Linked DNA regions of Homo sapiens: region 2 is linked to region 1. A link is an interaction called in ENCODE POLR2A ChIA-PET data of the cell type or tissue named here. Cell type or tissue: endothelial cell of umbilical vein. All regions are shown on one strand. Each heading gives the region's core, and the rest is flanking DNA. Links, peaks and the distances in the headings are about the cores only.

The links. ChIA-PET counts read pairs that join two places held together with the same protein. Peaks named below come from ENCODE experiments on the same cell type or tissue, not always from the same donor. Only the 100,000 strongest peaks of a DNase experiment are listed, where the experiment ranks them.
Region 2: POLR2A ChIA-PET joins it to region 1 with 10 read pairs; 3 of 35 experiments call an interaction of 5 or more read pairs at or near these places.

Annotation. Positions count from the first base shown.
Region 1 is chr3:129,844,067-129,849,449 of GRCh38, reverse strand. All of the region lies in intron 2 of TMCC1 (transmembrane and coiled-coil domain family 1), which reads left to right. Among named protein-coding and RNA genes, the nearest start is that of TMCC1, 47 kb to the left of the region's middle. In endothelial cell of umbilical vein, for the core only: no CTCF peak of the experiment used is centred there; no DNase peak of the experiment used is centred there.
Region 2 is chr3:129,792,788-129,798,170 of GRCh38, reverse strand. All of the region lies in intron 4 of TMCC1 (transmembrane and coiled-coil domain family 1), which reads left to right. Among named protein-coding and RNA genes, the nearest start is that of TMCC1, 98 kb to the left of the region's middle. RefSeq lists an enhancer at 2,669-3,868. In endothelial cell of umbilical vein, for the core only: no CTCF peak of the experiment used is centred there; DNase peaks (open chromatin) are centred at 3,120, 3,690 and 3,900; H3K4me3 peaks cover 840 bases; H3K27ac peaks cover 2,007 bases.

The sequences.
Region 1 (5,383 bases), core at 316-5,315:
CGCTCTGTTGCCCAGGTTGGAGTGCAGTGGCATGCAATCTCAGCTCACTGCAACATCCGCCTCCTGGGTTCAAGCGATTCTCATGCCTCAGCCTCCCAAGTAGCTGGGATTACAGGCATGAGTCACCAGGCCCAGCTTTTTGTATTTTTAGTAGAGGTGGAGTTTCACCATGTTGGCCAGGCTGGTCTCGAACTCCTGACCTCAGGTGATCTGCCCACCTTGGCCTCCCAAAGTGTTGGGATTACAGGTGTGAGCCTCTGCACCCAGCCGATATAGAGATACTTACAAATAAATGCACTAGTCTAATCCTTATTAAATCTTGCTCTGTTAAATTTATGATCATGATGTGGTACATGTTTAATAGTAGTAGTAGCAGTAAGAAAAAGTTATAGTAGCTCTTAGTATTCTTTTGTGCCAGGCTGTATATTAAGTGTTTTCCATGTGCATATTGTGTCATTTATTCTTTACAATAAGACTGTAGAATGGGCAATATTTTTATCTCCATTTTGGAAATCAAGTAATTTGCTCAAGGACCAACAATTAGTAGAGGAGCGAGCCATAGTAGCAGAATGTTTCAATGATGTAGGAAGTCAGGTCATAAGAGGAATGAAGGTGGGGGAGGGAGTATTAGATTTGAAGAGTTAAGTGTGAAATAGTCCTTCATGAGAATATGGGAGTGAATAGACTAGAGAAACATAGTCAGATTACAGAATAGAATCAAATGCTCATTTGAGGTTAGTGGACATGAATTTAAAGTTTCATTGGTTGGCACGGATTTGTGTATTTTCTTGTACTTTCAACTGCACAGTGTACTTTCAACTATAAGGGTTCAGGTATGGAATCAGAGTTAGATTGGCAGGATTGGGGTTTTGCCAGTTGTTTGAGGAAAGGAGGCCAAGGAAGCTAAGGGTGTGCAAGGGAATGTTTATAATGATGGCTCATATAATCTAAGCTAGGGGACTTATTATAGGAGAAGGGGTTAAATAGAATGGAAGTGGAGTTATTTTTATCCTGTGTATATTCACTCTTTTCAACAGATGGTCCTAGAACAATTGGAGATTCATACGCACACAAAGAACCTCAACCCTTACCTCACACCAGACACAAAAGCTACCTTCAAATAAATCATAGGCCTAACTTGAAGAGCTAAAACCATGCAACTCCAGAAAGTTTTTGTCAGAAAGAAAATACAGGAGAAAATCTTAGTGACCTTGGGGTAGGCAAAGATTTCTTAAGACACAAAAAGCATGAAGTATAAAGGGGAAAAAATCGCTAAATTGGATTTCATCCAAGTTAAAAACTTTTAATCTTTGAAAGATACCTTTAAGAAAATGAAAAAGTACGCCTTGGGCTGGGAGAAAATATTTGCAGAACGTGTGTCTGACAGAGGATGTGTATCTAGAAGATATAAAGAATTGTAACTCAAGAATTGAAAGACAACCCCATAAGAAAAGGGGGAAACAATTTGAATAAAGTTCATCAAAGAATATAAATGGCAAATAAGCACATGAAAAGATGCCCAAAGTCGTAAGTCATTAGGGAAATATAAATTTAAACCATAATGAGATACCACTGCATACTCCCTAGAATGGCTGTAATGAATAGGATTAGTCACATGGTGACAAGAATGGAGGATCATCTGGAACTCTCATACACTGACGATAGGAATGTGAAATGGATCAACTACTTTGGAAGACAATTGGGCAGTTTCTTTCAAAGTAAATGTGAAGATGCCATACGATTCATCCATTCCATTTCTAATTATTCAAGAGAAATGAAACTGTATATCCACAAAAAAGACTTGTACACAAACATTCACAGCAGCTATTATTTATTGGTAATAGCTAAAAACTGTAAACAGCTCCCATATCCATCAAGTGTATGGATAAACAAATTTGGTGTATTTATACAATGGAATACTACTCGGCAATAAAAAGAACAGTTGATACTCTCAACAACCTAGATGGACCTCAAAATAATTCGGTTTAATGAATGAAGCCAAACTTAAGAAGAGTACATTGTATGTACTTGGAGAACTAACTTCTTGCAATAGATTTTTAAGCACTATTAGGAGCATATGACTTAAACAGTTTTTAAAAGTCAGGGAGTAAGTATGCTTAAATAAAATACAATCTGTGAAACAAATCTCTGAATTATTATCACTTCACTGGACACTCTAACTTGACCATATTTCTGACTTTAATGTAACTCACTCTTATTCCGTAGTCACATGTTTGCTTGCTCATTGGTTCACATTACATTTATTCAGCATCTGCTTGAGCCAAGGCACTGTAACTACATGTTTTTTTTAGTTACCTACTTTTGTAAGGTCCTGTTTCTTTGGCTACATCTGATTACAGTAAACATAGGAAGTTTAATAAAACAATTTTCATGACCGAGGAGACAGCATTCTTTTTTCAAAATTATGTATGTATGTATGTATGTATGAATGAATGAATGACAGGATCTTGCTCTGTTACCCAGGATGAGGTACAGTGGTGTGATCATAGCTCACTGCAGGCCAGAACTCCTGGGCTCAAGCAATCCTCCTGCCCTTTTTTTTTTTTTTTTTTTTTTTTTTTAGTAGAGATTGAGGTCTTGCTATGTTGCACAGACTGGTCTTGAACTTCTGGGCTCAAGTGATCCTCCTGCCTCAGCATCCCAAAGTGCTGGGATTATGGGCTTGAGCCACTATGCCTGGCCAGCATTCTTCAAAGTCATAAATGTCTACTGAACTTGATTATATTTTTCTTATTTTTGTTTTAACTCTTGGATTTCCTATTACTGGGTTAGTAATGTGTTATAAAACCAGGAGGTCAAGAGAAAGATTTGTTTTGAGTGTGAATGACTGGTTGGTAAAAGATGTTGCTAAATCACAAATTCCCTTAGTAGGTGGTTGGAAAAATGTTGCTCCTTATAAAATAGAAGCACAAGAAAGAAATAACTTTAAGAATAGAACTGTTGAATAAATTTTCAGTGTAGCAAAGCATAAAGTATGTGTTACCTTCGAAACCATTTCAAATGACCTGCAGTGAAGGAGAAAGCATAAATGGGAGATGTTTTTAAAATCTGAAAAACATGGCTAAGGTTTCACTTCTATAAGTAGTGTGATAATAGCTCCCTGCAGCCTCTATCTCTTGGGTTCAGTGGATCCTCCCACCTCAGCCTCCTGAGAAGCTGGGACTATAGGCATGTGCCACTATGCCCAGCTAAAGTGATCTGCCTGCCTTGGCCTCCCAAAGTGCTGGGATTACAGTAGTGAGTCACCATGCCCAGCCCAAAAGAGAATTTTTCCCCCAACGCCTTTTGGCTGCCAAATACTAAAGTATTTGTGAGACACTGACCTTTTTTTTTTGCCCCCACATATGTCACATGATGTTTGATGTTTTTCTTTTGTTTTTTCTTTTTATTTTTTTGAGACAGAGTCTCACTCTGTTGCCCAGGTTGAAGTGCAGTGATGTGAACACGGCTCACTGCAGCCTGTACCTCTCCAGCTCAAACAATCCTCGCACCTCAGCCTCTTGAGCAGCTGGGACCACAGGTGCATGCCACCACATCTGGCCACTTAAAAATTTTTTTTTGTAGAGACAGGGTCTCCCTGTGTTGCCCAGACTTGTCTCGACATGATATTTTTCTATTGGGGGTGAGATTAGATGGAATTTCAGGGTATTTTACCTGATATTTCATGACTTGCCATCACAGACACTTAGGCTCTTTGGGGACATTCTATTATCAACTCCTGAAGTTGTCACAACCCTTTTCTCAGGTACTTCTACATCAGTGAGGGTTAACTGAATTGTCTAATGCAGTGTGTTTCAGTTTCATGGGGCCTCTTTCCTTCTCGCCAATGGTTATTAACTATTTGTTTTGATAGTATATATCTGATTTATATACTTCAATGATAGTATTTATTTATGTATCTTTATTTCAAAAAGCATTTGAAAATTATAGACTTCTGAGGAAAGCTGGATGCCTTTCCTCACCTTCATTTTGAGATAAGTATACTCATGGGAGTAAAAAAGTAATATTTAGGGTAGTTGGGAATGTCTGTAGACATGGAGATATTTATAGATTATTTGTACTTTTCCCTCAGAATATCTCACCCCTTTCCTCCTTTTTTTCTTCTATTGATTGCTCAGTTGGCTTGCTTATTGGTTCATATTTAAAATCCTCATCTATATTAATTATGAGACTTCAGGCCTGGCCCATTATGGAAGTAGTTCTAGCATTGTGTGTGTGTGTGTGTGTGTGTGTGTGTGAGTGTGACAGGGACTTGCTCTGTTGCCGAGGCCAGAGTGCAGTGGTGTGATCTCAGCCAACTGCAGCTTCCATCGCCTGGGATCTAGTGATCCTCCTCCTCAGCCTCCTGAGTAGCTGGGACTACAGGGATACACCACCACACCCACCTAATTTTTGTGTTTTGTAGAGACAGGGTTTCACCATGTTGCCCTGGCTGAACATTCTTAATAGGCTAGGATTCATAATCTAGATGTGCTTTTCAGACAGATTGTCCTCTAGATATACTGACCCTTATAGACATCCTTTCCCTCTTTCACCTTTTAAATTTTATTTTCAAAAAGGAACAGGATATTTCTTTGGAATAACAAAGGAGTCTAATTTTTGGGTCACAGGTAGCATCAAAGAAGGAAGTATTTTGAGAGTAAAGAGTTTTCATTCTTACTAGTCCAGCAGTTAAGTTAGAAAACTAAAATAAAGGATTCAGTTCTCCATCAGCTGCCTGCCTAGACCAGATTTTGGATTTCAGATGAAAAGATGCAGAAATAGTGTTAGAATCAAGGCAGAATGACCTAGCACCTTTCTTGCGGTTACCGTTCAGGAATGGTGAGAGAAGATGGGAGAGGCAGGGAAGACAAGGCAAAAACTACCAATGCAAACTCTGGATTTAATTTGTACGTTCCTGAAAACAAAGGTAAGAAAAAAAACACCGAATGTTGGGCATTGTTAGAATTTATTCTTGCATATGTATCATATACCTAGGATTTGTAGGTTTCAAACATTTAATTATTTTTCCCAGTTTTACCCAAAAGATCCCTGTCTGTGTGGATGCCAGATGAAGACTAGTCCATACTTTGTATGTTTCTTTCTGTAATTCCATTCACTCCTGAAATCATGGCAGTGTTTTTCCACCTATAATATTATTCCTTCTCGATTTTTTAGCTTTTTATACATTACTAGATTTTGTAGATTTTTGGTAGATATCCTTATTAAACTAAGGGAGTTCCCATCTGTCTTTGTTGGGAGTATTTATCGTAAATAGATATTGGAATAGTCTAATGTGTTTTCTGCGTTTTTTGTTATGATCACATGGTTTTCTTATTTAGTTTCTTAGTATGGTGAACTACATTGATTTTTGAATGTGAAC
Region 2 (5,383 bases), core at 203-5,202, 51 kb after region 1:
TACAAAAATTAGCCGGGCATGGTGGCAGGCGCCTGTAATCCCAGCTACTTGGGAGGCTGAGGCAGGAGAATTGCTTGAACCTGGGAGGCAGAGGTTGCAATGAGCTGAGACCATGCCATTGCACTCCAGCCTGGGGGACAAGAGCGAGACTTCGTCTCAAAAAAAAAAAGAAAAAAAAAAAAAAGGCACACAACTCGGGTGCTCTGTCAACCTACTTTCCACTTGGAATTAAATTTTAAACAGCTTAAATGTTAGGTTATATTGTGTTCTCTGAACCTTGGTATGAAGGAGTCTTTACTTTTGGTTATAGGTGTTCATCTAAAAGCTTTTTAGCTTTGGAAGTTTACAAAAAATACACTTAGATATGTTCAACCTTCTTTCTGCTTAAAGTTTTTAAGAGTAAAAGATTTGTTTGTTTGTTTTGTTTTGAGACAGGGTCTCTCTGTCGCCCAGGCTGGAGTGCAGTGGCATGATCTTGGCTCACTGCAGCTCCCACCTCCCATACTCGAGTGATCCTCCCACTCCAGCCTCCTGAGTAGCTGGGACCACCTACTCATGCCACCATGCCCAGCTAATTTTTTGTGTGTTTTTTGTAGAGATGGTGTTTCACCGTGTTGCCCAGGCTACTCTCGAATTTCTGAGCTCAAGCAATCTGCCTGCCTTGGCCTCCCAAAGTGCAGGGATCACAGGCATAAGCACACATGCCCAGCCTAAACGTTTTATATATACATTTTGGTTAGGTAATTTTTTTTTGGAGACTTGGCAGCCTATTATTTGTTTGAATTTGATGCATCTTCTCTGCTCTTCCCGAGATATTATGAAATACGTGTTTTTTTTTTTTGTTTGAGATGGAGTGTCGCTCTGTCGCCCAGGCTGGAGTGCAGTGGCGTGATCTCGGCTCACTGCAAGCTCCGCTTCCCGGATTCATGCCATTCTCCTGCCTCAGCCTCCTGAGTAGCTGGGACTACAGGTGCCTGCCAGCACACCCAGCTAATTTTTTGTATTTTTAGTAGAGATGGGGTTTACACCGTGTTAGCCAGGATGGTCTCGATCTCCTGACCTCGTGATCCACCTGCCTCAGCCTCCCAAAGTGCTGGGATTACAGGCGTGAGCCACCGCGCCTGGCCTATGTGTGTTATTTTTTAGGTAAAATTTTAGATCCTATTTGGTGATAATTGGATACTGGTAGTATATGATACGAGCATAGTTGAGAATAATCATTGCATAGAAACCTGTCTTTTCAAATTCATTTTTTTGTGTTTCTTACCTGAAGAAAAAAGTTACAAACACTACATGATTTTCTCACAATAATATTGATGTTTTATTTAGTTTTTATTTTTAGAGATAAGGTCTCACTCTGTTGCGCAGACTGGAGCATCATGCCTCACTGCAGCGTCAAATTCCTGAACTCAGGCAATCCTGCCACCTCAGTCTCCCAAGTAGTTAGGACTCCTGAGTAGTAGTTAGGTAGCACATGCTACCAAACCTAGCTAATTTTCTTATTCTTATTTTTTGTAGAGACAGGGTCTAGCTTTGTTGCCTAGGCTGGTCTTGAACTCCTGGTGTCAAGTGATCCTCCTGTCTTAGCCTCCCAAAGCATTGGGATTACAGGTATGAGCCACTGAACCTGGCCATATTGAGGTTTTAGAGCGAGAAATTACTACTTATTTGAAGAGTTGGGATACTACAGTAGTCTTCCCTTATCCACAGGAGATATGTTCCATGACCCCCAGTGGATGCCTGAAACTGAAGATAGTACTGAACCCTATATATACAGTCACGTGTCATTTAACACTGGGATAACTTCTGAGAAATGCATTGTTAGGTGATTTCATCATTGTGAGAACATCGTAGAGTGTCCTTACATAAACCTAGATAGCATAACCTACTACACACCTCGGCTATATGGTATAGCCTGTTGCTCCTAGGCTACAAACCTATATAGCATGTTACTGTACTAAATACTGTAGGCAGTTTTAATACAGTGGTATGTATTAGTGTATCTAAACATAGCTAAACATAGAAAAGGTACAATAAAAATACAGTATTATAATCTTATGGGACCACTGTCATATATGTGGCTAGTTGTTAACTGAAATGTCATGTGGGTTACGACTGTACTGTGTTTTTTCCTATACACATATCTGTGATAAAGTTTAATTCAGAAATTAGGCATAGTAAGATGTTAACAGTAACAATAAAATAGAACAATTATAACAGTAGGCCAGCACCACTCCTCTTGTGCTTTGTGACCATTATTAAGTAAAATAAGGGTTATTTGAATACAACATTACCATACTGCAACAGTCGATCTGATGACCAAATCGCTTACTCAGTGACTAGCGGGTGGGAGCCAGGGCTGGATAGGCTGGACAAAGGGATGATTCACATCCCAGGTAGGATGGCATGAGGTTTTATCATGCTACTCAGAACGGCATGCAGTTTACAACTTCTGAATGGTTTGTTTCTGGAATTTTCCATTTAAATATTTTTGGATTGCAGTTGACTGTGGGAACAAACTGTAGGTAAGGGAGGACTATTGTAATACAAATTTTATAAGGTTGTTTTGATAAATCAATAGGATAATAAATGTGAACTGCCTAACATAGTGACTGCACATAGTAGGTTCATTCCAACAAAGGCTTTAAATGTAGCATATGACATAACTTTGCTCACAGGAAATTGAGAGACACTGGAACAGGGAAAAAAAATATACGAATGAGTTCTGCCCTAAACAGTACTAAATTCATTCAGAAGTAATGAACAATTCCAAGAGGAGCACATAGACTGGAAAGTTTCATTAAATGAAACGTTATCCTCACAGTGGTTGTCTGGAAGCAGACCCAAACAGAGGAAGAGTGGCAAAGATAGGAATATTTTTATCTTTGGAACTGCTCTTACAGTTATTTTTCATACCTCTTTACCTGCATTGATTCACTCTGAGCTGTTCCTTTTGTTTTGTGTGTAGATTTTAAAAAATTACTTCATTCCAACAAGAGAGGGCAATTACCTCAGGAGGCCACTTTAATGTGTTTAACTTTGGCACAAGTTGAAGTCACCGTCGGAGTATGCCTCTCTGCACCTGACATTCCTTCCTGAGGCAGGACCCCTCCCTGTGAATAAGAGGAAAGGCTTGGCCAATTATGCTAGACAAAGCCGCACAGCTGCCGAGCCCAGCTGGGAGGAGTTTCCTTCTTGAGCAGGGAGCTGGTACAGCCAGGGGCTTGCTTTTCACCACCTCCTTTTTTTTCACACTGCCTCACCTTAAAGGATTACCTAAGGTGGAGGTAGAGAAGGGTGCGTTGCTGTCTGCAGTGGACACTCTCTGCTGCTGGGACGGCTGAAGAGGGGAGGAATTGGTGCAGTTGCCTGTCTCCTACTTGGAGCAGATGCTGTCTGACCCCAGCACACCACTCCTCCTCCCACAGAGACCGGAACATCAGGTCTGTCCTCTGGAGTTTCAGGTAGCACCACAGCGGCATCCTCGCCTACTGGTCTGGTGGAAAGGGAAGGGGTGGTCCTTGTGTTTGGACCCCTCACAGCTGACTCACAGGAAGTGCTAGAAGAGCTTGGCACTGGGCACAGCGGCTTCAGGATTACTGCCCCACCCACCCTGCCCTCTCCCACGTAGGTTTTCCAGTATCTCTTGATAGAACAATGAAGGCTTTCCAAGTTTGCTAAGACTCCCAGGGAAATTCTTTGCACTTCTCTGGCAGTCTTCAAAATGTTCTGCCACCGACTTTCCCAAGAAGCTGTTATTTAAAAAACCCTTCGTGGATTGCTTTGTCTGAAGATCCTCTGGGTGATCATGGTTCAGCGCTTTAGCCTCAGGAGGCAGCTATCCAAGGTGGGTTGGTAGTTTTCTATGTTTGTGGAGGGGAAACTCTCACTTGCTTCAGCATGGTTCCTTTTTCTCTGGAACTGTTCTGTCAAGCCTGCCGTCCTCCAGCGCTAAGGAGGGGCTGAGGGAGGAAGCACTGCCTTTTGTTCTTTTATCTGACAGGCACAAAGCTTGAAGGCTGACTGCACTGGCAGCCCCAGATTGTGTTCCCCTAAAACTGCAGCTGTCATCTGAATTTGGGCAAAGTTGTAGTTTGCTCCTGAGATAGAATTTCCAGAAGGGTGTGTGTGAAAGAGATAATTGTGGGTTGAAAGTGTATATTTAATAAGCAATTAATCTGTCAGCTTGTGGACCAAGAGGAGAAAGCCTTCTTCTCTGTGGAATCAGTGCTTTCATACATTTCACTATTAAACTGAGAAAAACTACCACAAAATAGTTTAATGAGCAAGACTGGCATTAAAATGTTAAAATGAGTGGTTGTGTTGAGAAACTTGAATACTTAATGAAGTATATGAAAAGCAGTTACAGAGAGGCTCACAAAGCAGTTTTTACAGAGTTCTGATGAAAAGCAGGTTCCATGTGTGCAGCTTTTGGGGAAAAGTTTTTTTAACCTGAGAAAATCATACTTAAAATAGTAAAAAGGTGAAGCACGCATTTAAGAGGGGATGGTGATTTATGAAATCCACTCTGCCTGTAGCCAGCCCTCCTTGACCCAGTCATTTAGTGCAGAAACTAATATGGAAAGAGGTGTGGTAAGAGTTGAGCTTTATTTCAAAACCCATTGTGTTCTTTAAAAGCTCCATTTAAAAAATGTAGCAGTTGGTGGCTCAGTTGTGTCACAGTTCATTCCCTGAATACAGAAGCTTAAACAAATAGTAAGTCTGTAGGCATTCTTCACTGCCTTGGCTGTTAATCAGAATTGTTAGATCCTGAAATGTATTGTGATCTTAAGGGAAAACCTTTAGTTCCCTCACAGGTGACCCCAGTGTAGAGTGTGTGCACTGATGCAGAAATGAGCAAAGTGCTTGCTTCCATCCCTGTGTCACATATGCATAGTTTTTCTTGGGACTTCTAAGCCTAACGGGATTTTTAGGAGTATTAAAATATATTTAACTTGCTCCCTTCCCCCCTGCTCCATGGTGTGTGTGTGTGTGTGTGTGTGTTTGAAGGCCTCCACATTTCTCTTACACAATAAAAAGAATCATTTTTGTTGCTCTTTCAATGTCCTCCAGTGCTTGTATTTTCATATATATAGTACATTTAAAAAGCAGATGGGTAGATATCAGGGCAGTGACGTTCCTGCACAAGAGTGTCTGATAGTTGAGAGCCAGGTGATAATTTTCTAATTAGAAGGTAACTATATTATGGGTATTTTGCTGCCAGTACTTCTCTCCCAATTATTTTTTAAACTTTACCCTCTTCACTCTATACTATGTATATGACTGATTTACAAAAAGTACACTTTTGAAGGAATGGGATGCATCCTCTCTTTAGGTACATTACATAAAAACACTCAAAGATGTAGCCTTTTTTCATTCCTTT